2 separate regions of the Homo sapiens genome follow, and region 2 is linked to region 1. The links are chromatin loops, found by intact Hi-C in ENCODE. Cell type or tissue: heart right ventricle. All regions are shown on one strand. Links, peaks and the distances in the headings refer to the core of each region. The heading gives the core; the rest is flanking DNA. Region 1 has its middle 320 kb from the start of LINC01248. Region 2 has its middle 340 kb from the start of LINC01249.

Region 1 (16,154 bases), core at 3,417-11,416:
ACTTTTTAGAGCACATTTAGAATCTGGAACATGAAAGTCTTAGCTCACGTGCAATGCAAAATCCAACTTAATTTCGCCCACATAATCCCATGTTCCCCAAATAATCAAATTTGATATGGAATTATCTAATCCCTTTCTATAAAAGATACCACCAGCCGGGCGTGGTGGCTCACGCCTGTAAGCCCAGCACTTTGGAAGGCTGAGGCGGGCGTATCTGAGGTCAGGAGTTCAAGACCAGCCTGACCAACATGGAGAAACCCCGTCTCTACTAAAAATACAAAATTAGCCGGGCATGGTGGCACATGCCTGCAAACCCATCTACTAGGGAGGCTGAGGCAGGAGAATCGCTTGAACCTGGGAGGAAGAGGTTTCGGTGAGCTGAGATCACGCCACTTCATTCCAGCCTGGGCAGCAAGAGTGAAACTCCGTTTCAAAAAAAAAAAAAAAAAGATACCACCATTTAACTAAAAGATTGTTTTCACATTAATGTGCAAAAGTATTTGATGACACCCATTCAACAGTCCACACTTCTTAACATGTCTCTTATTCAGATGGATGGTGATAGCCAGTATCCCCAGCTTCATGAAGGAGAAAGAGGAAGAAGAAAAGAAGAAGTAAGAGGAAGAGCGGGAGGAGGAAAGGTGGAGGTGGCGAGGAAAAGGAAGTGCAGGAGGAACAGAGGGAAAAAATGAAACATTTTGAAAAAGGGGAAGCAGGAGAGAAAAGGAGGAAAAGTCTAGGGAAAGCAGTCACTGGACAGAGATTATTTTAAATTATTCTATTCAAAGGCTGAAAAGCCATCAGAGACGTCTTATCTCTGGTAAGCCCTCAAGATGTCCTCAGAATTAATGCCAAATTGGCAAAGAACTTTTCAATTTTACTTCTATTTGCAATGAAGCTGTTCCATTGTCGAGTGCATTCCGATTATGATTGCAAATGCAGAGAAAATGAGTGGACCAGTGCACAGTGCAATTTCATTGTCCCTGTGATATATTAAGGATGGTAGCTTGCAATACAATAGAAAAAAGAAAACTACACACAGTAACCCAGCACATGCAGAGTGTTCATTAAAGCAGCAAAGGAACAGATTTGTTAAATTATAATTGTTTTTATATTTACAATTTCACCAATAAATTAAAGTTTAGTACACTAATTAGATTGTATATTACGGTACCTGCACGTGCTATTTTCATTCACTTCACAGCTGGCAGATGGCGTGAGCAGATGATTCTGCTATTAGGAGCCACGGAATTTTAAAGAGACAAGCATAATTGTGCGTATCACTCCTTTGCTGTTCTAGCCATGTGTGTGAACCTGGCCCACTTAAATGCAATACAGCCTCGATATTACTGCCACATCCTTATTTTGAAAACTGCTTATGCTTTTTTAATATAAAACCTACATTACTCATTATTTTTAAATGTTTGGTAAAAATTATATTGTGTAGACAAATGCAGTCATGCAATAATCCAGTTGCAGGTGTTTCCTACTAAATGATAAACTATGTGTTTCTCCTCTCTCTAGTGGGTTACCTGATCTAACAAAAGTCTCAGGATGGTGAAACTTCCTGGAAGACTAACTTTCCAATTTACCAAATATTTGTTGAATGACTGAATGCCAGACTTCAGAACAGAATAAAATGACTGAATAGATCATGTGGAAGGATATGTGGTTGAGTTGACTGTCACTGATGCAAGGAGAAAAAAATCATTAAAAACGGAGAGGTGAAGGGTAGTTTCACATGATCAACACTGAGTTGTTCCCTGAGCTGTTTGCAACGTTGATTGCAAGCGCGAATCCTCCTCGGGGAAAATATGTCCTCTTGTAGATGGAGTCATATGCCAGTGTCTTACCAGATGTGAGAAGCTCTCCCAAGGGCAAAGTAGCCCCACAGTGAAAAGAAAGCCACGCTCCACCCTCACGTGCCCCAAACAACCCCAGATGGTCTAAAGGCTCTTAAAAGGTGGGTTGAGTGACTCGGGCGTATTACAATTCCCAAAGTATTCAATTTCATCCTTGACCAAATCTCCCCACTCCATCCTGCTTTTCACCAAGGAATCCAGCAGTACTGACAGAGTTAGCTTAAGGTGGCCATGCTGTGTGTTTGCCTGTCCAACCCCGGCTGAAGTTCCTATGATCGCTCCTTTTATGTCCAACCCTCTTGCACAGCTCTTGCGGTCAGGGTGCAGGGCATGGGCTTTGCTTTGCTAGCAGGATTTGCTGGCCCCTCTGTGCTAGTATATACGAACTATGTCAAATAGTCCCCATTTGGAGAAACTATTTAAAATAATTGGGAGTGTATGCCAAAAAATTTAAAATAATTTTGTTAAAATATGACTCTTTCAAGCAATGTTCTACCTTATAATCTATTTTATTTAAAAATTTTTAATAAAAGACTTTATTTTTTTGAAAGCTTCAACTCAGACATGCTTAACATGGTCTCTACCAATGTTTATTTATTTAAAGATACATATTTTAACAAAGTAATTAATTATTAATTGTATAGACATATTATATTACATGGAAGGTTTTTCTATTGCAAACTAAAATCCAGTATTTACTTATGAATGTTATTAGGCTACCTCAATGGCAACTGAAATGAAGAAGTTAAGCATTAATACAAAATATATCTTCACTGTAGCTCCAGGAGTCAGAAGATGGCATGGGCTCATGGTGCAGATGGAAGCTCTCTCCAGATTGCATCTAAAGGTAACATGGAATCAGATTACCAGATAGAAATGAATGAGAGGAAGGAGGTATCTGCAGCTCTAGATGGCTGCCCTGGGCTAGGAGGGCAGGTCTGCAGATCCCTGGGGTGTTCGAGACTTCTACAAGACATCTACGAAGTCAAAACTACTTTTATAAGAAAATTAAGATGTTATTTGCTTGTTTCATCGTGTTGATGTTTGCACTGCAAAAACAACGATGAGTAAAACGGCTGGCCCAAGCCGAATGGAGGCAGCAGAACCGAATTGTTCTAATGGCCATTGTGCTCTTCCTGCCATGCCTTTGCAATGAAAAAACATGTAAATACATAGACACACATACACATATTCCAGTTTCCCTTACTACCCATGAGGTATATATAAAGATTATAAATATGATTGAATGTCAACACTTATGTACATATCTTTTTGCTCCTCTGTGTGATAAGTGTGAGGTGTGTTTTGAGCACTTCCCTGTGTGCCAAAGCATGATGGTTATCACGCTCATGTCAAGGAAAAGGTCTCGACAAGTATTTGAGCTTCCAGCTGAATTGGACACTTTTTGTTTGAAAAGAAGACTGACAGACAAACCGGCCACTCTGACCTGGGGATGTGGCAGATATTTTCTTGAAAATGAATGAAGCGAGCCTGTCATTTCAAGAAAAAACAACTGGCTATGTTTATTGACAATGATAATATTTCAACTTTTGAGTGAAGGTCAGAAACATGGAAAACTTGTATCCATTCATCTGAGCCTAACCGTGTCTCTCCACTTGAAGATATTTCTGATGAGATGGGCAGTGATAATAACCAGTGTGTAATATTTTTGCCATTGGATAATGAAATATGTGGACATGTGGAAAATCTGGATAACTCGGTGAACCAATGTTTTCTAAGGGGCCAGTGCATGATGTTACAAAATCTCACATAGATGAAAGACGCATTGAAAGTCCATGACAGACTAGTGCAACGGAGGACAAAAAGTTCACTGATGTAGTTCCAGTCTTTCCTCACTGCAACTCACCTTTCAGAAATTTATATTCTTCAAATTTCTTTGTAATATCAGAGAAGGATATACACAAGTATCATAAAAGGTTGCTAAAATTATCCTCGCATCTTTCTGAATCTACTTCAACCTAACCACTTGTTGCAACAAATCAATGGAGGATATGGGACCCAGCTACGTTGCATTCAGCCTGACAGCAAAGAGACTGGCAAACCTCGAAGCTGTTCTTTTCACTAAATTTTCGTAAAAATATGTTGTGTTCACATGTCGTGGGTTTATAATAAATAAATATTCCAACAGTTCTCAGTCTTAATTCTTAATATAGTTAATTCCAATAGAAACTACCCATATAAATGAAACCTCTTAAGGGTGCGAAGAGGTTCTTGATAGTGGAGAATTGCTGGGTCATGGAGCTGCCATGATTGCTGGGCATTGAGGATTCATTTGAGGTTATGGATTATGGATTAAAACTGGGCTCAGTGAGGGGCTAACATGTTGTTCTCCAGAAACATCCATGTGTGCAGTGTTGGTGGAGTATGGAAAGCAAATTTGTTTCTCTAACAGACGTTATAGTCTTTCTTTACAAGCCGTAAAATTAATGCCAGCTGATTTTATTCTAAAAGAAATTTGGTTGGTTAAGGTGCCGAATGACCCAGAAACCTGCAGACCCAGGCCAAGATGGATGAGACCAAAAGGAGACAAGGCTTTCAGGAGCACAGGCAGGAGACTCTGGCCTGGAAGGGACAGGAGACCCCACGAAGCCCCTACCACTGCCTCAGGCTGTCGCTGCTGGGGCCCTTGCCAGAGCTTCCCTGGACGCAGAAAAATGGGCCTTCTCTTTTTGCTTCTGTGATAGGAAATGCTGTCTGCCTCCTACTTAGAATCATACGCAGTGGTAGGAACTCCCCAATATAGAAAATTGATTCTGATTGTAGTTCAAAAAAAAATCCTCATATCCTGCAAGTCCCTTTCTCTGTTATATTCACCTCTTCCCCAAACCCTCTAAATCTCCCTAAGACTCCCTTAGGGAGTCTAAAACCAGCTTCCTGGTTAAACAAAGTAAAAAACAAAACGAAACAAAACCAAAAACAAGAAGGGAGAAAGGCAAGGAAGAGTGAAATAAACAGCGGCATATAAAAAGAAATTAATAGCCTAGGTTAGCATTCCTTATTACTATATATTCAGCTCTTATACCCACACTGGAGGGTAGCCAACTTTGTGACTGTTGTCTCAGACATTGACACTTGGGGTTAACGCACCTAGAATAGTTATTTGGTTTATTTTAATTACCAAGTTCCAAAAGAACAGAACAATTTGTTTCTTTGTTTGTTTTGTAATATACTGTTAGGATGCATGAGAGATCAGGAATAAGCATTCTGAGGCCAAATTCTGCTCTATTCTCAATCTATATGGAAAAATACCAAGACAGGTCTGTGTATTTTGTTTTTGTTTTTGTATTTTTGAGATGGAGTCTCACTTTGTCACCCAGGCTGCAGTGCAGTGGCATGATCTTGGCTCACTGCAATCTCCACGTCCTGGCTTCAAGTGATTCTCCTGCCTCAGCCTCCTGAGTAGCTGAAATTACAGGCGTGCACCACCACAACCGGCTAATTTTGTTGTTGTTGTTGTTGTATTTTTAGTAGAGACAGGGTCTCACCATGTTGGCCAGCCTGGTCTCAAACTCCTTACCTCAGGTGATCTGCCCACCTCGGCCTCCCAAAGTGCTGAGATTACAGTCGGGAGGCACCACACCCGGCCCCTGCGCATTTTTTTAAATGGCCAAATTTTGTAAAGTTTATTTCTTAAATGGATGGGGCAAGAATGATTCTGAATGGGATTAAAACCCCTCTTTAGGTATGGTATGCATTGTATATTTCGGATTATCTAAAAATTCTGTCCTAGGGCATGACAAATTAATAAGTACCCATTTAAGCATGTGATGTTCATATAGCTCCTTAGCTACTAGGTGTTTTCTGCACAGAAACAATTTGACAGGGTCTACTCATCTCTGTGATCACACTTGCTTTTTCTTTTTATTATTTAAAGATATATTTTTAAGGAAATAAGGAAAATGGCCAGGAACAAATGACCGAGAATAATGTCTTCTTTTCCAGCAGCAAATCTCTGCTGAAACATGGAGTCTCTATTGTCAGGTGTGTGTTGCTGTGGAGGGTCAGCACGTTTGTGTTTACCTGACCCCTCTCTTGACTCTCAATCTATTCACTAACCCATGCTACCTTCTTTTCAGGATCTACCAGAACAAATTCTTGATTTCAGTGTATATACATTTTACATTTTTTAGAAAAATATGGTGGTGGAAAGCAAGAATTATTAAAGTTTAAGAGCTCCTGCACCACAGAGGCAACAAGGGAAGAGCATTGTTATTTTGAAACATGATTTAATATAGGCAGGAGAGACAGAGAGAGATAAGGACTGCCCCCAGGCGATAATAATATTAGAGCTTAGAGACCCAATGGTGGTGATTCATTCAACAAACACATACTTACCAGGCAACTTCTATGTTCCAGAGCTAGCCTACTGCTGGTACCGCATGCCACCATATCTCTAGGGAACAAGGGAGTGGTCACGCGATTATACAACATTAATTTTCATAGACCCAGTGAGTTTGAGTTTTGGAAGGACTATTGCAGACCACTAGGTCTAATTCTTTTACATTAGGAAAATAAAGATCCAGGTTTTAAGCCAATTCTAGAAATAAATCCAAGTCTACTTTTTCTTTGCTATGTGATCTTTTCCTTATGCACCTACACCCATAGACACACACACACACACACACGCACACACACACACACACAAATATAAGCATCCAGGGTGAGTAAAAAGACAAGAAGAAAGGAATCTCAGGTAACTGTGCAGGATGGCAAAGGTAATATGTCTGGGTCACAGAAGTTGTGGGAAAAAAGAAAGATAGACTGCCTATATTTTTCATGATGCTTATTTTTAATACTTTCAAAAACAGTGCCTTGGTTTTATATTAGTTGGACACTAAAATTAAAAACAAACTTCTACGTGTCCAAACTTTCTAAAATAAGTTCTCTGTGGTATCCTAATAAGACAAAGTTTAGATTTTCTATTAAATTCTTTGAAGTTAAACATGAGCCCAGCTTAAGTCATTTGGTATGAGAAAGAAGTACAGAGTACACCTGAAAAAACTTGTGTTTCAAAGTAACAAACAAATTAGCTTTTTTTGAATAGTACTTAGATGTTTATTTTAACTGTCTACAAGATTTGCCAAAAGGGAAACCATACTTTTGATACTGTTTAAGTTCAGAACAAGTTGGAGTGTACGGAATATATTGCTCATTTGTATGCTTTTGAAAATGGTTTTCTCTTCCAGCCATTTCATATCCAGATGTTCTGATTGTTCCAACCCACAAGCCATGTAGATTATTCCTGTTTTTCTTTGTATCATGTAAATATTTTGTCATACATTAAAATTATGGGAAATCATGGTATTTTTATGATTTCAAACTTGGAATCTGCAGGCCTGAGAATGGCATTAAATCTAGCTGTGTTCTCTTTCACAGACACAACCAAATGTCATCATTAAGATTAAAAAAGCCGGGATTCCTATGCACTGTCCACCGGCTCTGTTACTTTTGATGGACTTTACTGGAGAAAGAGCTGACAGAACATTTTCAAGATGGACAACTATATTTTAGGCAGATATTTCCCTGTTTTCCAGACTTCTTTTTTAACTTAATGAAACTTGATATGTATCAGAATGCTATTATAATGGATTTGCTATAATTTGCTATTACTATAGCTATGAAAATTATGTATTCATAGACAATCATTTTTAAATCAAAATGTTGTATTTGCACTTTTCAAAAATGTTATTCTCCTGCCATAGCTAACACGACGCCCCTGGAGAAAGCTCTGGTGGCCTGGGGCCCACGCCTTCCATTGGGCTGGCGTCAGTCAAGTGATGGGAGCCGCACCGCCCTCCCCTTTCGGTGAGGCAGCGCCCCCTGGTGGACTGACACGGGCAGTTTTGGACGTGAGCGTTGTGAAAGAAGGAAGTGATTTCCTACCCTGCGCTCGGTAGACACGTTTAAATCGCCTCACATTCATACTTATCTCTGTAGATGCAAATTATACAACAGGACCAGATAGGAATTCTCCTAAATCTGACATTTTTGGTCTCCAAAATGAAAACTACAGACTATTAATGGAAATTCTATGCAATGTAATGTATTGGCTCATTGGCATGAAAAACCAGCAAACTCTGTGGGGCTTTTCGACACAGAGATTGAGGGAGGAGGAAGAGAGATCACCCTAAAGTTCTTCCAGTTGCACAGAACCGCCCCCGAGGCACCGCTGCACCGGCTCTTTGGTTCAGAGACCCTACATCACATCCCACTGATGGAGTGATAGAATTCAGCTCTTCATCATCATCCGCCAGGAAAGGGGACTGTGTGATATTTTTACAGGCCAATTCCATTTGCAGACTATAAAATGGTGTAGGAATTTCTCCTTTACCTGGCCTAGTCTATAGGTGAAAACACCAAGGCCCAGACAGGATATGAGGCATTCCCTGAGGTCACACAGTAAGATAGAGCGTGGACGAAGTGTTTGCACCCCTGAAATGATAACACCTGGGTTCCCTGCTGGATCTATCCTGGTTTTATTTTCTTTTTAAAAAATTCGCGTAAGTTCCTCTGAGGATCTACAACCCGCATTTTTTTATTTATCTCTGTGAAGGATGCTGCAGAATCCGCGTCCTCCACGACAGAGAAGAGAATGTGCCGTGGCTTTAGCACTTGGAGAAGAGCAGCTCAAACGTGGGCCGTTTAAAGAAACTCACTGAAAGGATAGGGTCTTTTTCTCACAAAGATGGCCTTTTCTTTTCTCTCTCTCTCTCTTTTTTTTTTTTTGTTTTTTGTTTTTTGTTTTTTGTTTTTTTTTTGAGACGGAGTCTCGCTCTGTTGCCCAGGCTGGAGTGCGGTGGCGCGATCTCGGCTCACTGCAGGCTCCGCCTCCCGGGTTCACGCCATTCTCCTGCCTCAGCCTCCCGAGTAGCTGGGACTACAGGCGCCCGCCACCACGCCCGGCTAATTTTTTGTATTTTTAGTAGAAACGGGGTTTCACCGTGTTAGCCAGGATGGTCTCGATCTCCTGACCTCGTGATCCACCTGCCTCGGCCTCCCAAAGTGCTGGGATTACAGGCGTGAGCCACCGCACCCGGCAAAGATGGCCTTTTCTAGACACAAGATCGGGGCACAGAAGGTACCAGCAGAGCACTAGGAACCCAAAGGGCCCTGTGAAATTTGAAGGCCACTTCAGCCCCAGCACCTGAAGCGAAGCCGTCAGGCACTGTCAGGAGGCGTCTCGCTGGGGCAAGAGGGAGCTTGCTCTTAGGCAGAGGGCGTCTTTGTGACTTGAACCACCTGAGAAAGGATTAAAAGGGAGAGTCCAAAAGCTTCAGGAGGAATGTGGAGGGATCCTCCTCCCCAAAGAAACAATCAACTGAATTCTAAGAAACCCTGGGGCTAGGATTTGAGAGAGGGAAAGAGCCTGGTCTATCACTTATCGTGAAATGTGTTTCAAGTTAGTTTGCTTTAACTCTGCTAAGCTTTGGACAGTTTTTATTTTACTGCAAGAGAAAAAGTAAAGAGTACAACCAGAAGTTTGTGCTAAGGGAAGCATGCACTTTGTTATAGAGTCTATATTCCATGTTCTCAAAAAAGTTATGTGTCTGAAATGCAATGGTATATTTCCTTTAAAAACTGAATGTGGGATACAGCAAGCAGGATTCAATTGAATAGGATGCTGAAGATTTTCTTTAAATCTGTAATTTTATTATATTCTTTGACAAAGTATCTTCTTGTTAATATGAACATATGAGAATGTGGTAGTGTTCAAGGAATAGGTGTTTGACAGCATTTTTAATTAAGAGCTCAGAGAAGTAATGGAAGACATCACTAAAAGTACTTTTGAGGAAATTAAATATCTGGATTATTTCAAAATATTACTTAGGAGCATTTCATGAAGGAATATAATGAAAGTGGGAAGGAAAAGAGCAGAAACAAAAGAGGCCTACATTAAAGATTTTGCAGTGCTCAAACCAGGCCCTCTATGCAGGAGACTCTTGAAGCCCTGAGGAGGCTTTGAAGAGGGAGCTCTGGGCATCCACTGCACCCGTCCTGGGATGGGAATCAGAACTGCCCAGTAAACGCATTAAGCACACCTGCCCTTCTTCAGTTGGTACAGTGATTGGTGCCCTATTTAACTTTTCCTTTTCCCTCACAGGTCTTCTGGAGACTTCTGAGCAACCTGCTATACGTGTCCTGTCGTTGGTGATGTTTCCATGTCTCTGTGTGATCTGCAAACCCCTCTGCTAAAAAAGAATTCCGATTCGCATTCTTACCACTGGGGCTGCACCTGCTCCACCTGTCTTTACCTTGCGCACACACTGTTTGGGGAAGATGCTTTTTCTGATACTTTCTGAATGGAAAGGCATCATAAGAAGGACATATTTGTGAAGTGCTTGAAAGTCCTCTCATACTTTCCAACGCAGAAGGACTAAAGTCTTTGTCAAAGTTAAGGTAAAATACATCACAGTCACTGGATCCCAGGCTGCGTAAAATCTGCCATTGTCTCACGAGAAAATATGCAGCCCTCCATACCAGCCCAGCAAAGAGTTTTTAAAGAGATCATTCTGCTTACTAAGCTTGATCTACAGTGCCAGAATATAGGGCTACATTTTTTTTTTTTTTTTTTGCCCTTCATGAAAGACCTCAGATTAACGTTTAACTAAAAATTTATTACTAAAGCTCTCTTTTCCTTTCCTTTCCTTTTCTGTTTCTCTGTCTCTCCTTTTCTTTCTTTCTTGGGTGAAAAGCATAGGGACAACTAGCTAAGGCTGTGAAATTCAAATCTATCCCTCTTTCTTTCTTTCTTTCTCCTTCCTTCCTTCCTTCCTTTTTTCCTTTTCTGTTTTTTTTTCTGTCTCTCTTTCTATGGAATTCTAATCTGTCTCTCTCAACATGTGGCCAGCTTGCACATATGACACAGTAGAGACCGTCTGACAAGGGTCCTGTGCTGGTGACACTCAGGTTACATTAATGAGGGAGACACACACCGTGCGTCACAAAATGTTATACAATGAGAATCATGAGAATCAAAGAAATCATGCCGGAAGGCATTTGCCTTCTCAGAATGAGACATGAAGGTTCTGCTGAAAGTTGGTTCTCTCAGGCCCCTGGAGAGCTGGACACAGCAGCATTCCGAGAAGTGCAGGGACTGAGGCAGGGCCCTCAAGGATGTCCTGGGAGGACCAGGAGGGAAGAGAAAGGAAGGACCACCAGTGGGAGTGGGCAGACGACAAGGGAAAGGAGACATACGGGGAAGAAGGAGAAGGCAAAGGAGGCACAGAAAGAAAATGTAAAGCGATCGTGAATTGAACGTATAAGGATTTAGGCCTTCTGGTTCTGAAACAATTTAATAGAGGTCAGTTGCCCTCCCAGAACCTGTCATCTATCACTGATGAAAATGTGAACCAGGCCAGCTTAAACCCAGATCAGTACTGTGGTCTCCAAGCAACACCACAGGCCTTACCACCTGGACCCTTAGAGATAAAGTTCCTCTGAGTCTCCATCCATCTCCAGCCATCACAGGGCCCAGAGCCCTTCATGAGGCCAGCGCGAGACAGGTCATCCATCATTCCTGGCCAATGTATGGGTGTGCAGATGCTCCGGTGTGAAAGGACCTGGCTACCTTCCTTCGATTATTTTACTCTGAAGATCTCCAACGGAGCGACTGTGTAGCTTTTCCTTATGCCATTTCCCCATTCTTCGGGTGTTAAAATAATACAATATGATAATATTATAACATAATAAGACATGATCATCTGTAATATAATGGCATAAGTAATATAAATAAAGGTAAAATACTATATTATCATAGTATGTAATATAAATAGACTATAATATAACACGATGTAATGTAATTTATCATAATAAAATAGTGAGAGCAGCACAAAACTCTCTCTTAGTACATACTGATCTTGTTGATCGCTAACCAAAGGGCCACTGGGCAACGGGTGCCCATAGCTCCTACACTCTCAACATGGTTCAGACCTGGGATCTAGATGATGGAACACTTACGGCATTGGTAATGCTAGTGTTCATTAGAATGACTGCTGTGGGGGTTAGGATTACTATGACACAGTGCCAAGCTCAGTAGGAAGAATTTTAAGACTCTGGGAATTCAAATGTCGGCTCACATGGTAGCCTGAAGAACATATATTTGGAATCCTTCCAATTCTCATTCTGTCCACAGAACCATGCTTGGAGCCCATCTGCGTGTGCCAGGCAGGCCCCTTTTGATCCACTGCCACTGAGCTTGTCACCGTGGAGCTGGGAGGAATGTTGATGAGCGGGACCTCTCTGCTTGCTGGATAGCCAACTTTGATGGTAAGCAGGCTGCAGAGGCCTTTCTCCTTCTCCTTGACCCAGCAGGTGCATGCTGTGTGGGCTGGGCATGGGGCCTGCTTTGCTGTGTTGGGACAGGGACCCAGGAATCGGCTGTAGCAAGGTCATCAGGCAGAGCCCCCACCCAAGGCAGAGCGCTATTCTAAAACATCTCCAATGCAAAGGCTTTCTTTGCCTCTTAAAACCTTAATGATGGCCAATTCATGAATTCACAAAGAAGTTCACTTTTTTATATAAAATTCTAAATTTTGGGAAACTTTTCCTTGTGGTCAACCAACATTTGCCTCTGTATACCTCGTGCCCAGAGCTGTAGGCTATGCAAGGTTAGCTTTCTAAATTATAGTCCTTCAAATATTTGTAAACACCTGAGCGAGGTGGCTCATGCCTATAATCCCAGCACTTTGGGAGTCCGGGGAAGGAGGATCACTGGAGGCCAGGAGTTCAAAACCAGCCTAGTCAACATAACGAGACTCCATCTCTATTTTTTGTAATTAAAAAGAAATTTAAAAAGAAAGAAAAATATTTTGGGAACGATGTAGATCAAATTCACTGTGCATGTGGCCTCCCTCAAAAGTTTATACATATCACAGAGACACACAGGGCCATGTCTCCAGCCAGTCCATCCCAGCCCAGGGTAGAAAGGGCTCTCCCAGCCTTCTGCTGGATGTGGACTTTCTATGCTGCACCAGACACGAGTTGATGATCACTGGGAGAAAGTTGTTGCCTCGACTTTCTTCTAGAAAGGGCAGCCGCAGTGCCATATACACATGTGCACACACCTTCATGGAGGCACAGACACACCACACACATGCCTACACACCTGCACACATACACACTCACACACAGACACACACACACACACACACACACACACACAGAGCTTCTATCACCATGTTAGAAATCTCACTATTCCCATTTCTTAGGGCTGAATACGAAATTAGAGAGTGTTGTCTCCTGAACACTAGTTGAAATGTGCATGTTATTAGAGTGGCAAGGAGTCTCTTAAAAATAAAAAACAAACAAAAACAACAACAACAAACTCCCTTTCTAAAATCTAACCGTCCACCATCTTGCTGGTTTATAATTCTAGAATCTAAGGGTTCCCATCTATCAACTCAAAAGCTTTCTGTTGACCAAAATCCCAAGGGAAAAAGGTATACAATAGAAATAGTATGGATTAAGACAAGGTAGTGATTAATAAAAAGAAACATAATGAAAAAAACACCGGTTTTGCCAATGATTTACATTGTAAACCTCAAAAGCCACTTATTTCTCAGAGCCTCAGTTTCCTCTTAATGAAATCAGAGTATTTAACCCAATGAAGCTGACACTTCCTTCAAGTGCTTCAATGCTCAGTGATTATTATAGCCTATAGTTCAGTGGGGGGAGGTGAAGAATCACAAAAGAAAAAAAGTAACTATGTATTAATACAAGTGCTTAAAAAATACTTGCTGGTTAAATAAATAAAGAAGAACATGATATACTTCAAAGTGTTTTTGCAAATGAACCTTCCTTTAATTATAAGCTGAAGTAATCCAAGTACTCCTGTGAAGAATTGTATGCATGCCTAAAATGCTATTCTTTTAGTACTAATTGCCAGTTGTTTAATCACTTTTAAGATTTTCTTTTATGTGTCGGTCATATTTTTATAAATGCCCTCTGTGACAGAAAACTGTCATCCCATGTGGATTTGATTGCGCTGTAAGGAAAAACCATTCAAAGAGAGATAATGGAGGTAAGTTACTCTTTTCTTACTTGACTCCCGCTCGTTAACTGAGTCTGAACCAGAATTTTTAAAGTTGTTTATAGCAGTGAGGGCAGAGTTGAAATGAGCCATGTACTCCTTGCTGAAGCCCTCAAATGCCCCGGAGCTTAATCTCTCACCCCTGAGAGGCTAAAAACATGTCTGCGAAATGGAACTGGAGATCATGCATTTTAACCAGCATTTTAATAACTTTATTGCTCATATTAAGAAAAACTCCATTGATATGCAGATTGTGTCAATACTTCTTTTGCTAAAAGTTGTGAACACTTTGGCAATCACAAATGAAAGCATTAAGACAGAGAAGATGTGAAGCAGGAACTCTCCTGATTATATGTCATTCTATTTCTAACATCTGTAAGTATCTTACATACTGAGCATTATGAATGCCTTTGAAGGCTCTGCAAATAATTTTCCAAACTCCATGAGAAGGGAGAGTGTCAGGGAGAGGGTTTGAGGCTGGAGTCCGGAGCTTCTGCCTGTCTCTGACAGTAGTACACCTTATTAACACATATGGGCCAAACAACAAATTATTTAACTTACGGTTAAAAAGCATAAGAGACTACTTTACAAAAAACAATGTATGTAGTAGTTAATAAAACTTCAAATAATGTTTACCGCATACTGTTGTGGAATAGCTATTCAGATCAAGTTAAAAATTGAAATACAAAAACAAACCAGAGAGAGAAAGAGAGAGAGAGACAGGAAAAACCCATCCATTGAATCTCCAGCATTCCTGCATGGAGTTTAGTAAGGAAAGAGCACATGTCGCAAAGCAAAGACATTGCAGTTCCAACAACAAAAGTGAAACATCTTATTTACAAAAGACCCCTTTCCGGCTGTTGTGAGTGAACCTGTGTTTGTGAGAAGCAGCGAAGAAGCTCTAAAGCCCACACTTTTCTCCCCTTAAACGGTCATCACAGCATCGAAGTTCCAAAAGGGGACACCTATTACAGGCCTCTAATGATTATTTTTTTAAGTGCACTTTACACGTCCTCCCACAGCCCTAGTGCTGCGCTGGAAAGATGATCCCTTTCCTGCCTGTCAGCCACAGGTACAGAATGCCCCTTGTCCAGACCCAGGAGAAACAACAGGAGCTGTTGAACTCTTTGCCTTGAGTCTTCCCTGAGAGAATGCGCCAGGCTTTGTCTTCCTTGGGACAAAGCTCCTCTCTCCCAGGGGGCCGGGGTGCCACCAAACCATGGCATGGATTTAGACTCCATGGGATTGGAGTTCATTCAGAAAATTGGTTTTAGGAGCCTTATCTAACATTTCCAAGCAAGAACCCCAAAGGTCATCCTGCCCTTCTGTAGGGAGCCCAAGTTGTAGAAACAATCCCAGAGGAGAAACATGTTTTCTAACTTCTGTGACTGCATTGTGGGAGGCACTGCTCACTGTACACCCGGCACATGAGGGTAATTAGGTGATCCTCTTACTTGTAACCCAAAGAAGAGAGTGAATTAATGAATAATACATACACAGAGTTCCTTTCGTCTTAAATGTGTTTTTACAAAGAGGATAGTACTTACACAGATTTAAAGAAACTACCTATGGGATTTTAAAGATAAGTAAAGTTGTGTATTACTTCCCAAATGTGGGAAAATTTGGATGGAATTAAGACCTCAAAACTATTGGTGCAATGCAATGTGTCACCTCTCAGTAGAAGAAAAATGTGACTAGAAATAAGAAAGACAGAAGGCTTTCTCATGTAGTAATTTTTTAAAAGTACATTTTCTTTAGTATCCTTACAAGATTCCTAACTTTTTAAGACCATATTCTTTCTTCAGGTATTCATCTTGCAGATATTTGCATGTTTTAACATAGGTATCTCCACCTATTAAAATAATAGGATGTATTTTTTCTTAAGCTTTGCTGTGATTAAATGCAAGAGTCACCTATTTTAAATCAGGTTTAAAAACCAAGAGTAGGTGTCCTCAGAAATCACAAATTCTGGGGTATAATGAAATTGAAGTTGTAACATTGCCTCCTAAAAGTTGTTTCTGAAAAAGGCGGAACTTCCAAAGCATTTCTCCTGCAAATGTTTTCTATCATAGGCCTTTCTTTGAGGAGTAAAGGAAGTATTCTCACCCATGCCTCTGGAAATGAAAGCTGAAACTCCTGAAAGGTTCCCTGATGCTTCCTTTCATGTTTCTCTCAGGAAGCATTGACTTGAGCACCTCCTCTGTTCATGCCACTGTTCTATTAATACTTGCTACAAAGACAGA
Region 2 (16,154 bases), core at 4,703-12,702, 370 kb before region 1:
GCATTCACTAAGAAGGACAAAGTCTTACGTTGATATTAAAGTCAACAAATTAACATCTTTTAATTTAAAAAAATACATGAAAGATCGTATATATTTGCTAAACATATAATTAAAGATCTAGTGCTAGAATGATGTGTCATCAAAGAAATAAAGTAAACAATCCCTTGATTCCAGGCTCTACTGTTAATTCCTATAAAACTTTCACCTACCCTTCCTTGACCACAGGGCTAACCTTCTCCTTGGAGTCTGAAACTGTCTCAGCTCATTCTCTGTAAGTCATCCGGGCCACAAGACATCTACTTTCCAGGGGCTTTCAAGGTTATCATCCACAAAATTAGTGCTATGGAAATGATTTTGATATCTTCATTCATTGCAGATTTAACTTCGTCAATCTGGACTTCGGCCACATTCTTAACAGTATTAATAAACTTATTAGTATTAATTATGTATCGGACAGTAACTCTTTTTATGGAATATCTAGAAAATGGGAACAGGCAGAGGCTTTGGACAAGTGTCCTGCCCTGGTAAAGCCAGGGAAATGCCTGTGAGTGTGATTGTCCTAATACTCAGGATCTCTCCTTGTACCCCTGGATTTTTGAGCCAAATGTTTATGGTTGTCTTTCTTCATGTAAAATGAATAATTTCACAGCAGGTCGTAGCTTATTCGTGTAAATATGTGTCTGTGTAGTGGGTTATTCACAAAATATGCGATACACACTGGCTGTCCACATATGCCCTAACTGAGCCACTCATGCATTTCATCTGGGAAGTCCTCAGCCCTAAAATGCATCTTCAGCCAGGCAAATGCCCTGGCTTTACCAGGGTAGGACATTTGTCCAAAGTTAGTTGTAAGAGGCAAGAATTATTTAATTATTTACTTATTTTCTAGTTTATTTTATTTTTTATTTCGGCAAGAAAATTTAATATTAATTCTCTCTCTTAACATATTTTTAAATGTGCAATATCATCATGTTATCTATAGGCTCAATGTGGTACATCACATCTCTAGAACTTATTCATGTTGCATAATTAAAATTTTACGCATGTTGACGAGAAACCTCCCTATTTCTTGGAAACCCCACCTGGGTCCTTGGCACCCACAGTTCTCTTCTTTGCTTAAGAGGCCAAGCTTCAATTCACCTCAGTCAGACTGATCTTCCTACTGGACCCTTAAACATTGTTCCAAGCAGTATGCTGCTCATGGTCTTTAGCTTTTCTACAAAATGTATAAGAAAAACGAAACTGCATTTGTAAAGTTAGAGAAGGTGAGCTTTAGGACTGAGGACTGCCTGGATAAAACGTGTTAGTGGTTCATTTAGGGCATATGTGGACAGCAAGTGTGAATCGCATATTTTGTGAATAACCCACTACACAGCCACATATTTACACGAATAACCTAGCAAGAAAAGAGAAAACCACAAACATTTGGCTCAAAAATCCAGAAGTACAGAGACGGATCCTGAGTACTAGGACAATGCCACTCACACTAAGATTTCCTTTGTTCTGGACTCCATGATCAATAGCTGTGTTCTCATGCAAGAGGTCTTCAACGAAGAGCAAGTCCAAGAGAAAGCTGTTGAGCTCCTTAGTGCACAATATCTGGGACATGGGACACCTGGCTGGCTTTGTTACCTGTGAAGCAAGAGGAGCAGTGGTAGACGACGTGGGGAGTGGGAAGGAGAGGGGGAGGCCAGAAGGGACAGTGCGGTACAAACGGGAGGTCTCCCGCTCACGTTCGCCCTGCAGGGGAAGAGGAAGGGATAGGGCAGGGCCACTGACAAAATTCTTCCTTGGGCGGGGGACGCCCGGTTTTTTGCAGGAGGTCAGTACCTCTCACTGAGGGGCCTGACAGAACACATCTCCTTGGTGGCCTTGGCAAATAGCCCCACAGCAGCGGGTCAGGGAAGAGGATGCAAGACAGTTTGATACCGTAATAAGGCCCAAAGTTCCTATGAATGCTGCCTCCTGACAGCCTCAGGGGCATCTGGAGCTTGTGCTGGAGGAAGTTGAAGAGACCTGGAGTCCCTGAAGAACAGAGATAAAGCCAAAACACACACGTGAGCACGCGCACACACATGCGCACACAAAGTAATTCTGTTTCTCTACTTTATGTTCTGGAAAATAATGTTGGAATTTCTTTCAGAGGCGGTGAAGAAAATAAATACATGTGGAATTAGATACTAGGGAGACGTTCGCTTGTAATTGGGTAAAACTACTTTTTTCACTTACTTGTAAAATTTTACTTCTTTGGTCATAATAAATTTTGATGAAAAAAGGAATTTCATAATCAGTAAAAAGATTAAAAAGAAGCAATGTGTCTATATTGTCATATATTATTCATGGACTACAATGCTTATCTTCAAAATATGAAATTCTTTGAGAGAGAAAACATGAGACTTTGGTGTCACCACATTGAACCTGTAAATTCCTCCACATGCTCAACTCTCTCACCGTCCACCAAAATTCCACCTTTAATTAAAGTGAGTTTTGTGGATGATCCATGTCCTTTTCATCACTGAGCTTTAAAAATCTTATTTTACATTTCACACTGCCCATTGAAGTCTATATATTAATAGCACCACAAAAGTTCTGCTGGCAGGGCCTGTTAGATTTTCTAGTAACCCTTTGAACCTGAGCTAGTTTTCTTTCATAATCTACTAAATCCTCAAACTTTAAGAAATGACTTTTCTTTCTCTAAGCTTTCTCTTTTCTTTGACTATCTTGTTACAATTATATGCTACAAAGAAACTAGAGATCTGATTTTCTTCTCATACAGTTTAGAAAAAGCCAAACCAGTTTTAGAAACACGGAGATAAAACCTTTATATGATCTGTAGAAGTATGCACAAATCTCCCATAGAATAGGATGGGGAAGGAGGTGACCCCCTGCTCTTTATTAACATGCTTTCTTTCTTAAAGGTCTGAAACAATTTGCAAAGCAGCTGTTAACGGAACATATTTTGGAAGAACTCAAACTGACCGACAGTATTTATTAAATGTTTCTCAACGTGCGTTTTATTGAGATTTTGGCATCGTTGTTGATTTGCATTTCCTTTTAAATATTTCTTTATAGTAAAATGTGACTAGCAAGTGAATATGTACACACCGCAAAACCTTGGTTGCTTTAAAGTCGTTCTGTCCAGTACCCTTATTGCTAGGAAAACAGAAACTGACACAAATATATATTTTTTATAAGAAAAAAGGGGAATACATACCTCTAATTACCAAATAAGCTTTAACCAATAGTTTTTATCAAACCCACTTTTCTGATTAACCAGCACAGAGCACTTTACAAGAAACAAAATTGAGGAGAACTGGCAGAACCAGAAGAGAAAGTCATGTGCAGTAGAAGACAACATGGAGACTTCAACATCAGAGGAAGCCCCAGAAAAACTAGAAAACAAAAACTATCTATAGGTGTCAGAGCCTGCAGACAACCATAAATGCTGGTATGGTAAGGTACTCAAGGGAAGAAAATGCATGAGAAAGACAATGAAATTTTGAGCAAGAAAGACACAGCTTTAAATCCTAATTCTACTTCTTGGTTTTATAACTGAATCTTGTTACCAAAATTCTCCAAGTCCCACTTTGTTCGATACTTATATCTGAATGAGAGGACCCGGTTTACTAAGTCTCAAGGATTTCCTGACATAAGCAGGTGCAAAGTGAGTGCTATAATAGATGCTCAATCTACGGTAATATTTTCTGTTTTATTTTCTTCACTGTTATTATTATGCTCAGTAGTATTTTCCCAAGAACTCAAGGGAGTGACCTACGGAAAATTTCCTTGCAGATATTAAAAATTAAATGCTTGTGCTTGAAATAGTAAGGTTCAATGATCTGAAAAACTCACTTATCTGATAGATAACATTCTCCTGAGCTTTTGAACAAATGATGTGTGAATGCACATAATTGTGTTCTTATAGAACTTGTTCATGTATATACAATATAAATTGTAAAATATGCATATATATCAGCAAAAGATAATATACTATTCAAGTGTATTCATATTAATTTAATAGTCTTGATGAATTTAAATATTCTCAAATATATATGACTTTTCTCCAATGCATAAACAATTGTAAATAAATTACAAAAACTAAAAGCAGGTAAAATTAGAATGTGTATATGTGTCTGTACATAAATAAAAATGTGGATACACAGGCCAGGCGTGGTGGCTCACGCCTGTAATCCCAGCACTTTGGGAGGCCAAGGCGGACAGATCACGAGGTCAGGAGATCGAGACCATCCTGGCTAACACAGTGAAACCCCCTCTCTACTAAAAATACAAAAAGAATTAGCCAGGCGTGGTGGTGGGTGCCTGTAGTCTCAGCTACTTGGGAGGCTGAGGCAGAGGAATGGCATGAACCTGGCAGGCGGAGGTTGCAATGAGCCAAGATCGTGCCACTGCACTCCAGCCTGGGTGACAGAGGGACACTCGGTCTCAAAAAAAAATTTGTCTACACAAATATATAGTGGGTGTTTAATACATATTTATTCTATAGCTTACAATGCAGTTGTATAATATTTTCCTCCAAAATATTTCCAAAATTATGTCAAACCTTGTGTGCTGATAAATACGAATTATGGGATAGAAATTTTTCACATTGCATAATTAATTGTGTTAACTTGCTTGAGCAGATCTTTGTAACCATAGGAAATGTAGAGTATTCATTTTCCTCACAGGAAAATGTGCACAGACACTCACAATCATCAGGTCCACATGCACACCAGGCTAAGAGCATATAAGCAAATCAAAGGGAACCAAAGGGAATCATGAGGGATTTTTGCAGCTGGAGTTGCAGGTCTTTCTTTCTTTCCTTTTTTTTTTTAATTTATTTTGGACAGAGTCTGTCTCTATCCGCTGCAACCTCCATCTCCTGGGTTCAAGTGATTCTCCTGCCTCAGCCTCCTAAGTAGCTGGGATTACAGGCACCTGCCACCTCACCCAGCTAATTTTTGTATTTTAAGTAGAGACAGGGTTTCACCATGTTGGCCAGGCTGGTCTGGAACTCCTGACCTCAAGTGATCTGACCACCTCAGCTTCCCAAAGTGCTGGGATTCCAGGCGTGAGCCACCGCGCCCGGCCAGGAGTCACAGGTGTAAGACAGCCTGTACGTGGGGCAGCTCTTCCTGTCTTGTCACTGTCCAGTGACCTTTTGGGCATAGGTGCCCCTTTTGGTTGACTTGTTAATTATTAACCTTAGCAAAGAAAGCATGAGTAGGGTACAACTTTAGAAGACTGTTATGAAGCCCTGAGTGTGAGAGTGAAAATCTGGAGCCTTAAATCAATACCATCTTTTAATTTGTAAATAGATTTGAGGCCCACCTGTTTTGTCCTAAACCCCCAAATCTGAGTTTTTTTTTTTTTTTTTTTTTTTAATAAACAGGTAACTTGGGTAGGTAGACAAGGTTATAGTCTGCTGCACAAGAAAAGATATAAGTCAATAAAGATCGAGGGTTGTTAAATCTCCGCTGCAAATAACTACTCCACTTTTGTAAAGAGATGTATGTTAGACGGATATGCCATGTCAGGAAAGGTCAGAAAACAATGGTGTCTATCTACTTCCTTTTTAACTTCTGTTACTTGACCTTAAAAATGTGGAAATGTTCCTGGGGCGTCCTAAGTGTGTTTCTCCAATTTCCTCCAAAGAATGTGAGTTTCTGGGGAGTAAAAACCGTCCTTTCTTCTTAGACCTTCACCTGAGAACCAAGTGTCCTCTCAGCACAGAGCTTCCTTCATATTTCAAGGGGCACTGAAACCAGGCAAGCTTGAGCTTCAGAACAGGCACGCAGAGGCCTGGAGAGAAGAAGCAGTGAAAGACTCATTTGTGTTCAGTGTTGTGATCTCTTCAAGTAAAATTCAAATTGGCTCCAAGGAAAAAAAAAATCTCATTTTCAGTTGCAGCCTGCTCTGAATCAAAGTCACGCTAATTAATCCTGAAAGCTCACTCCGTGCCAGCCCTGGATGTAAAGGCTTTACATTTCCAACCTTGATAAAGTCCACAGCAGGAATGTCAGACAAGTAAAAGTGCTCTCCCACAGGGAGTTCCCCCACAGGGAAACTGAGGCACAGTGAAACTCCATAACTTGCTTGCCCAGGTGTCTGAGCAGAGAGGAAGCCATGGGGTCCAGCTCCAGAGCGCACCTTCCTTTCCTGACAGCAGTGACAGGGCTCAAGTTGGTTTAGCTCATCCAGATTTATGTATATGGAGCCCCTTCTAACTCTCCAGGATCCCAGCCATCCCTCTTCATGAGCCTTTGAGGGAAGCAAGACAAGCGTTACTGTCTCCTTTCTACAGGTAAGAAAACCGAAGCTCAGGGGAATGACAGGACTTGGCCCGGGAATATGGGCACCAAATAGCAGCCTCAGCCCAAAATCTAATTCTCTGGGCTTCACATCCCAAACTATGACATTTTCCAAATGATTATTGGAAAATAGGTATTTGCCTTTTGCCTTGCACTGTTTTGCTGTCCACTTTCTGGAGTTTTCTCATCATGGGCAGTGAGCAGGGCCTGAGTCCTTTGAAGCCTCAGGAGACGCGAGGCTACTCCTGCAGGTCTGGCGATGTGAATATGAGCAGCCCTCAGGAGCCAGAGATGCTCCAGGCTGAGAAGCAATGGCCTTACCAGTACTACCGAGCAGATGTCACACCCATGAAAACAAAACAATCACTTGTTAAGTAGGCACATAGCTACCCGAATAGCAGGTATCAGAGTGTAGAGGGACGGCCAAAGGACTCTCTTTGTCATCTACAGTGTCAGTTATTTCTTTATATCTTTCACTTTAAAATAAGCATGGTTTCATTTGACAATACTTGGCCAATTATGCATTCTTTTGAATTTAAAATTATCTCAAAAAAACAGGTCTGTGTGCCTGTGTTTGTGTACTGCAAGTATTATGGGTGTGTAAATACATATACATATAAATGCATGTATATGTATTTTATGGGTATATAGATATTGTACATATATGTATATATGTAATTTAAACTTGAGCAAATCAGTCAAATGTGACTTGAGAAATTCTCCTTTGTAAAATTACTAATTTAGTTTTTATCAATAAATATGTAAAGAACAATAATTGTATGCAATACCATACTTGGTATAATTACATGAATAAGATGGAAAGTATAGCTGTGAATTGTGAATTCAGGGCACAATAGTATAATAGAGATGCTAATGTTACTGAAAATACATCCTTACAAACTCATTTATTGCTAACAATTAATGAGTTATGTATTCATATTTACCTGTGACATTTGGAATGGGCTCAGATAATTTAAAAACAAACAAAAAAGCGTTCTGCTAGCCTCCTCCCCTGCTGCCACTTTCTCCTGGGTGCTTATATGCACCCAGTCCATATCCAACCCAGGCTTTTCTCACATGTGGTTCCGGATCCATATAAAACCTGAAGGACATCCACATTTCTACCAGCATCGCACCCCAAAGTGAGTCGACAAAAACCCACTGAGACTCAATTTTTTATTGCATTGGCTTCCCAGTCCCAATAATATCTATCTATCTATCTGTCTGTCTATCTATCTATATATACATATATATATATATATATATATATATATATATATATATATATATATATATGTATGTATTTGAGATGGAGTTTCTTTCTTGTTTCCCAGGCTGGAGTGCAGTGGTGCAGTCTCGGGTCACTGCAACCTTCACCTCCCCGGTTCAAGTTATTCTCCTGCCTCAGCCTCCCAAGTAGCTGGGATTACAGGAGCCCGCTACCGTGCCTGGTTAATTTTTTTGTATTTTTAGTAGAGATGAGGTTTCACCATGTTGGCCAGGAAGGTCTTGAACTCCTGACCTCCGGTGATCCGCCTGCCTCAGCCTTCCAAAATGCTGGGGTAACAGGCGTGAGCCACCATGCCCAGCCCCTAGTCCCAATAACTAAATACGTATTTTGGTGACTTTTATTCTTTTTGCTTCAAGCAATCCCTCTCCCAGATTCTGTGAACATCAGCCTCACAGCTCAGAATGTCCAAACTAAACCCATTATCCTTTCTCCCCACCTTTTTCTTTCCACATGTATCAGTCCAGTCTCTGACACAGCAATCTAGGTTTCTCACAGGACTCCTTCCTTCTCTTCTTCAGCTACTCATTCATCGAGTATTCGTGCAAAACCCTATTCACAACTTTCTCCCCTTGAACCTGTCGCTGGTCAAACTTGGAATTTCACAATCTCTAGTTTGCACTTTTAAATTTTATCCTGTTTGGTTTGTGTATTTCTTCTTTTACATTTTTCATCTCTTGTCTATACTAACACCAGAAAAGCTTTATAAAGCACACATTGAGTCATGGTATCTCCCACTTCAAACCTTTCAGCCCTGTCCCCTGATTTAGAAGGTGAAGTGCACAGATGTTTTAGTGGGAACAGACCATGCATGACACGCTCCATCCCATCTCTCCAGCAACATCTTTAAGTACCCCCACTCCTGCCACCATCATAAGCAACATCTCTGTCATCATGATTTATGCATCTCTGTGCGGGGCAATTATGTGTTTCCCTCTATAAATTAACGTTCTATGATCTTACTAAGGGCAAACTTCATTTATTTGATCTTTGAACCTCCAGCGTGCATCATGATGCCTAGTTTAATAAAGAGTGTTTTTTAAATGAGGAAATAAAGTGATTACAGAAAAGAATGAAATGTGTTTCCTTAAGAAGCCTATTCCTTGTGATCAATAGTAAGAATTTAAAGATTATTAAGAGATAACATTTATTCTTAAGGTAATGAAGCTTAGTGCCAAAGAACAGGATTTTTCAGCCTCATCATTATTGCCAATATAGACCTGAGAATTTTTTTGTTGGTCCTGTGCATTGCAGGACGTTTATCAGCACCCCTGGCCTCTACCCACTAGATGCCAGTAGCACCCTATTCTCCCAGCTGTGACAGCCAAAAATGTCTCCAGGCATTGCCAGATGTCCTCTGAGGTATAAGATCAACCCCATTTGAAAACCATTGCAACAGAAGAACCAAACACCCGTGGGTTTCCGTGTCACTAACTGAATAGTAATAATAAGAATAACTCATATTGATCTTGCAAAGAGGGGCATGTGCTGTGTTGAGACGTTTTCATTACTGTTTTAATTATTTTTCTCAGGGTAATATTTACAGCAGCTCCAGAAGTTAGTTTTTGATTATCAGTTTTACAAATGAGAAAACAAACGTTCAGTGAAGTTCAGTAAAGATTACGTATCTGTTAAGAGGTGGAAAACAGCTTGGCCTCAGACGATATTCCTCTAGTCTTAGGCTGTGCCCTTAGCCATAAAGCTTCGCTTAACCTTGATGCCTTTTAAATAAGGAAGATTCTATTAAATATACCTGCATTCAATACAATTTAAGACAAAGAATAAGAAATATCAGTAAGAATTGATCACTACTCAGTCCATCAATATCTAAATGTATAGTCCTGTGTTTATAGATAAGCCCCTTCTGAAAATTAATAGTGTGTAAATATTTTGCTTTATTTCTTTTTCTTAAGCCTCAGAGAATATTAAAATTCTCAGTATCTCAAATAATATCTTTATTTGTAAAGTTATAAAATTGCACTGCGGAATTTCAATCTCTATACTTCTGTTCATTTCAAATATAGCCTCAGCCTTAAGACTATAAAGCCATTTTAAAATAAGAAATTTGTGGCTGAAGTTATAGATGCTAGGGGATTAAAAGATGAGTACATTGCTCAGTGAAAGAGTAGACAACAATATTAGGGCTTAATATACAACATTAGGAATAGATATTAGTTTTATTTTTCTTTTTACTAAGACTTTACCAACATTCCTGTGTGGGCGTTTATAGCAGAAATTAGAAATCAGAGCAGTGAGATTCTGGAGTAATTAGACACTCATCTTAGAGTATTTCTGCATTTTATTCTTTTCTGTAATCATTTATTTCCTCATTTTAAAAAAACACTATTATACCAGATATTTTGCTGTATCTTTTAAAATCAACATATCAAAAATGTTTGTGACTGACTGACCATAATTTTATTAGCCGAAGAAAATGTGATACTCTAAATATGTTTTCCTTAAAGAGCTTATATTTGCCAGAACCCGTGCTTGTAACAATTGTACAAGTTGAAATATAATTTAGAGCAAAATTAATAGTGATAATTACCCGTGTTCCTCTTCAAAAGCTCAATACTTCATAAACACATATCTGAACATTAATTATCCAAATATCTTAATCTGAGAGTAATAGGCCTTTTGATTCATGTTTGGAATATTAACAAATAGAATAATATTAAAATTCTCAATACATCAGTCAATTAAATTATGATAAAGTATCCTGTTGCCTCTTAAATAAAGAAGATTCTATTAAATACACCTGCATTCAATACGATGTAATACAAAGAATAAGAAATAGCAGTAAGAATTGATCAATACTCAGTCCATCAATATCTGATTGTATAGTCCTGTGCTTATACATAAGCTCCTTCTGAAAATTTATAGTGTTAAGTGTGAATATTTTGCTTTGTTTTTTCTTAAGCTTCAGATTTGGATCTGTATTTGGAAGAGTACAGGTTTCTAAAAATAAAATTTGATACAATTAAACAAAGCTGTGTCAATCCCTTCCAAACTCAGTTGCCTGGCATATGAAACCCTAAATGATACATCTCTTTCTAGTTCTTGTTATTGTCACCAGAAAAAGTCACAAAATCTGTACATTTAGAAAAGAGAGCTTTAATTCTAAAGTCGGGTAGAGCAACCTGCAGGCAAGAAGCATAGCTCGTGGCTGAAAATGAGAAGCAGGTGTTTTGAGGGAGGAAAGGATAAGACAGGAATTTGTGCTGCATGGGTTGGCTAAGTATACATATTCAACAGGTTATAGGAGGAGCTATGAATAGCCACAAATGTGCTGCACACATGCATACTAAGCTAACATGTATCTTACGTACGTCTACGTTCACTTTGGGGTGGAGACATAACATTTCCTTATATTTCAGTTAGGCTGTTATACATCGAAAGGTGAAGCAGAGGGCACGAAGACACTCAATGCACAGCCTCCGTAAACTGAACAGATACACTTCATGGTCCTGTTCTCTTACAAGGAAGGAATGTTGCTTAGCTGCAATGTTGAAGCTGCAAAAAGGAAAGGGCAACATCAGGTCATGGGTTGAAATCAGCCGTGGAGCAAGCCTGTAGTCCCAGCTACTCGACAGGCTGAAGCAGGAGAATTGCTTGAACCTAGGAGGTGGAGGTTGCAATGAGCCGAGATCGTGCCCCTGTACTCCAGCTGGGGCGACAGAGCAAGAGACTCCATCTCAAAAACAACACCACCACCACCACCACACACAAAAAAACATTTAGTCAGCTCCTGGCACACAGTTGATCCTCAAATCTTAGAAGAATGCATTTAGTAGAGAGATGGAAATAACCCATTTTGTAGTTTTATCTCCCTGTCTTATAACTAAATCCTTTACATTTTCAGGCAAGATGATTGTCATAAAACGTACCTTCTTAAAAGACAGCTTGGGATTTAGCAAAGCCACCATTTACAATTATTTCTGAATGTACATTAAACTAATGCCACTGACATGAAAAATGGTTTTCAAGTTATTACTTAATGTTTTATTGACACAACTATTTTTATTTTTTTATTTTTATTTTTTATTTTTAAATAAATTTTTAATAAAAACTTCTTGCTGCAAAGCACAGGGAAATGATAAAGCACTTAGAAAAGAATAAGACATTCCCATCACAGTTCTCATATGTAAAGAGATTGGAAGTCAGTACTCTCATCCTTACAATAATAAAGAAAAATGCTGAACAAACTGAAAAATCAACTTTTTTTGTATTCTTCAGAGAATTGAGGTTGCAAATCACCATCCTGAACTCTCAAAAGAAAAGTAAATACAGAGAATCACAGCTGAGATTAATTTACCTGGAGCAGAAGTTGTTGGAGCCATAAACTAGTAAAAACTCTAACTGGTTATTTTAATGAATTGCTGGAGGCTACGTGTGTCAAAGCAGGAGGCTGAGATATGACAGCAGGGGGAGTTGCGGTTTTAGGGGATCCCTCACTTTGCATGGGTTTTACCTACAGGCACTGCACCGTTTTCTCTTCAGAAAGGTCCTACGAAGAAGAGCCTGCTCCTCTCTAGGGGGAAGAGCACCATCTGTGAAGTACAGAGTATTCTACATGACAAAGGCCAACTACCCAAACAAAAACTATCCCAGAGCCTTGGTCCAGTCAGGGAAGGGCATTTCTTCACTCCAGATCTCTTTGGGCTCACTGTTTTGCCAAACACGGGGAAATGAAAACTAAGAAACACTTGTGAAGGTCACAGTCCAAGGACTCAGGTGCACTAAAAGCTTGAGATTTACTCATAAGATTAGTGATTCTATGATTATAGAACATTTCCCCTTCCTGGAACCTTACCATGGCAGCAACAGGGCTCCAGTATGATAACAGTGGATTACAGTTCAAAGAACTAAAAGTCACAGACTGTTTAAGGAGGAGGTCTTAGGGGAAGCTCAGTTTCAACAAAAGAGATGAAAACAAGGGCACTAAAGGAATTTGGGCCCTCTGGCACCTACAGATACAACAAACATTAAATACAGCCTTACTCCTAGCCAGATTAACATAAAACCTCACACTAAAAACCTATTTAGCCGAACATTTTGATTCCTGCCTGTAATTCCAACTACGAGAGAGGCTGAGGCAAGAGGATTGTTTGAGGCCAGGAGTTCAAGACCAGCCTGGGCAACACAGGGAGATCTTCATCTCTTAAAAAAAAAATTAAAATAAGTACGTAAATAAAAGGGTGTTTACCTCAGTTTCTATTACTACCTGATATATCACATCTGCCTTTGAACAACAATCACAACAAAATACAAGGCCTGGTAAAATGCAAGAAAAAACAGTCTGAAAAGACAAAGCAAGCTACAAAAGTTGACTGAGATTTTCAAATTGTCACACGGAATTTAAAGTAACTCATGTACTAAGGATTCTAATTTAAAAAGTGGACAACATAGAAGAAGAAATGGGTGATATAAGCAGATAAACGGAAATTCTAAGAAAGAATAAAAAAACATTTATTTAGAAATAAAAACATCGTAACTAAAAGGAAGAACAGCACCGATAGGGTCCTCAGTAAACTGGATTCATCTCAGGGAAAAAAATCTGATACTGAAGAGCTTGAAGATAAGTCAATAGAAACTTCCCAAACTAAAATGTAAAGAAAAGAAAACTTAAGAAATATAATATTTCTCCTGACTTGCTCTTTCTAGATTTATTGAACGTTATAGATGATTCTTTTTCATGTACTCCCTTAGCAACAGAAGCAGAGGCAATACTTCTTAACTCCCTCTGTAAAAGGAGCATTACCTTAATACCAAAACCAAACAAAAACATTACAAGAAAGGTCAACTACAGGCCAATATATTCCATGAGATTATATGCAAAATGCCCTCAAAATATATTGGCAAATTGAAACTAAAAATGTGTAAAAAGTAATGTATACCTTGCTCAAGTGGCATGTATACTAGGTATGCAAAGCTAATTTAATATTCAAAAATCAATTCATGTAATCTAGCATATTAACAGACCAAACAAAAAATATGTAATTATATAAATTAATGCAAAAATTCAGGAAAAGCATTTGATATAATGCTACACTCATCTACATTAAATTTTTTTCAGAAAAATAGGTATAAAGCAAGCTTAAATTCTTGAAGAATATCTACAAAAAGCCTATAACTAACATACTTAATGGTGACAAGTTGAGTACTTTACCCCTAAGATCAGGTACAAGTCAAAAATGTTCATGTTGCCTCCTCTCATCATTCCCACTCAACATTGAATTGGAAGTCCTAGAGATAAAGGAAATAAAAGATACATAGACCGGTAATACATAAATAAAATTCTGTATATTCACAACTGACATGACTGTCATGTAGAAATCCCAAATAATTGAAATATAAACTCCTGGAATTAATAAGTGATTCTAGCAAGGGTGTAAGACACTAGGTTAATATAGGGTTTATCACTTTTCAACATATGAAAAATTAGCAATGGGAATGTGAAATTAAGTACAGATTATATATGTAAAAAACCAAAAAAAAAATCAAACATGAATAAAAGGAGACATATTCTGTGTTTATGGATTGAAAAACTCAATATTGTTTAAAAGTCCATTTTTACCATCCTGATTTTTAGATTCAACGTAATTGCAATTAAAATTCCAGCAAGCTATTTTGTAGATATTTACAAATTGAGTCTAAAGCTTATGTGATAAAACAAAAGACCCAAAATACCTAAAAACATTCAAGAAGAACAAAGTTGAAAGAATGATACAACCTGATGTCAAGACATGACACTACAGTAATCAAGACAGCATGGTGTTGGAAAGCAAACAAACAAAAACATAGATTGATAGAAAATAATAGAGTGTGGAAATAGAATGACATAAATATAGTTACTAATCTTTGGCAAATAACAATGGCAATTTAATAAAGAAAGGGTTGTCTTTTAAATAAACAGTGTGGAAACAACTAAATGTCTATATCAAATCATCATCATCATAATTATCTGCCTAAATGTACAATACAAAACTGCAAAATGTCTAGAGAAAAACATAGGAGAAAAATCTATGTTACACTGAGTCGGTGATTTTTTTAAGATACAAATCCAGAAGAGTAATTCATAAAAGGGAAAAAACTAAATGAGTGTATTTTAAAATTAAAAATAATTTTAATTTCTTGTCTATGAAAGACACTGTGAAGAGAATCAAAAGATAAGACATAGGCTGAGACAAAATGTTTCCAAAACACATATCTGATAAAGGATTATATCTAAAAAATATGAAGAACACTTAAAACAAGAATAATAAAATAAAAAATCTTTTAAATATGTTCAAAATATATGAACCAACATATCACTAAGGAAGATATAAAGATAGCAAATAAACATTTAAAAAGATGTTCAACATCATCTGACATTATGAAATTAAAAATTAAAATAACAATGTCATCTAATAGGCTTTTAGTCATACCACTACAAACCTGTTAGAATGTCTAAAATTCAAAATACTGACTATGCTGGTTGTTGGAGAATATGCAGAGAAACAGGAACTCTCACTCATTGCTGATTGAAATGGTAAATGTTACAGCTGCTTTAGTAGACAGTTTGGAAATTTTTAACAAAGCTAAACATAGTTTTAACATATGATACAGCAATCACATTTCTAGGTATTTATCCAAATTGATTTGAAACTTTGTGCCAACGAAATGCCTGTACCTGAATATTTATAGTAGCTTTATTTATAATCACAAAACACTGAAAGCAACCAAGATGTCCTTCAATAGGTGAATGGGTAAACAAACTATGGCAAATCTATATGCTGAATATTATCTAGCAATGGAAAAATTGAGCCATCAAGCAAAAGAAAAAACATAAGTGAGCCTTAAGTGTGTATTGTTAAGGGAAAAAAGCTAATCTGAAGTGGCTTTATGCTGTACAATTCCAATTATGTGACATTCTGGAAAAGGCAGAACTAGAGCATGGTAAAGAAAAAAAAAGATCAGTGCCTTCCAGGGGTTTTTGGAAGAGTGGAAATGGTTAAATAGGTGAAACACAGGAGAATTTTTAGATAGTAAAACTATTTTACATGATACTGAATGATAGATTCATGACATTATGCTCTTGTTAAAATGCATGGAACTTTATAGCACGAAGAGTGAACCTTAGTGTATGCAAAACTGATAAATCATTTATGAGGTCAGGGGATCCCACAATGGAATGCAGAATGTAACAAAATGAATGAACTGTATTACAAATACATGAAACAAGTTCACTGAGGAGGTTGAGGGATAAGGTCCTGGCTCCAGTAACTTGGGAAATAAGCACTGTAGGTATGTAAGACTAAAGACAAACAAAACTGCACATAAGCACTATACCCTGGATGATAAAGTTGTTTCCCACGGAGTTACATTTTAGCAATTCTGATACTGCTACAACAGTATGTCGGAATGGAACAATAAAGTAAGCGGGATGAAAATTTACAGATAACCAAGAGAGAGGCAGCCAGAATAATCAATACAGTCATGAATTAAAGTTGTACATGTCAGTATGAACTCATTTTAGCTTAAGAACGATACAGACTACCATGGTTTGAACGTGTCCC

What was found. Peaks named below come from ENCODE experiments on the same cell type or tissue, not always from the same donor. Only the 100,000 strongest peaks of a DNase experiment are listed, where the experiment ranks them.
Region 2: it touches region 1 in a loop (11-fold over the local background); 18 of 110 quality-filtered maps call a loop at or near these places.

Annotation. Positions count from the first base shown.
Region 1 is chr2:5,358,364-5,374,517 of GRCh38, forward strand. No RefSeq gene overlaps it. Among named protein-coding and RNA genes, the nearest start is that of LINC01248, 320 kb to the right of the region's middle. In heart right ventricle, for the core only: CTCF peaks have their summits at 7,704 (motif pointing left) and 7,906; a DNase peak (open chromatin) is centred at 7,699.
Region 2 is chr2:4,983,525-4,999,678 of GRCh38, forward strand. No RefSeq gene overlaps it. Among named protein-coding and RNA genes, the nearest start is that of LINC01249, 340 kb to the left of the region's middle. In heart right ventricle, for the core only: CTCF peaks have their summits at 8,885 (motif pointing right) and 12,007 (motif pointing right); no DNase peak of the experiment used is centred there; H3K27me3 peaks cover 430 bases.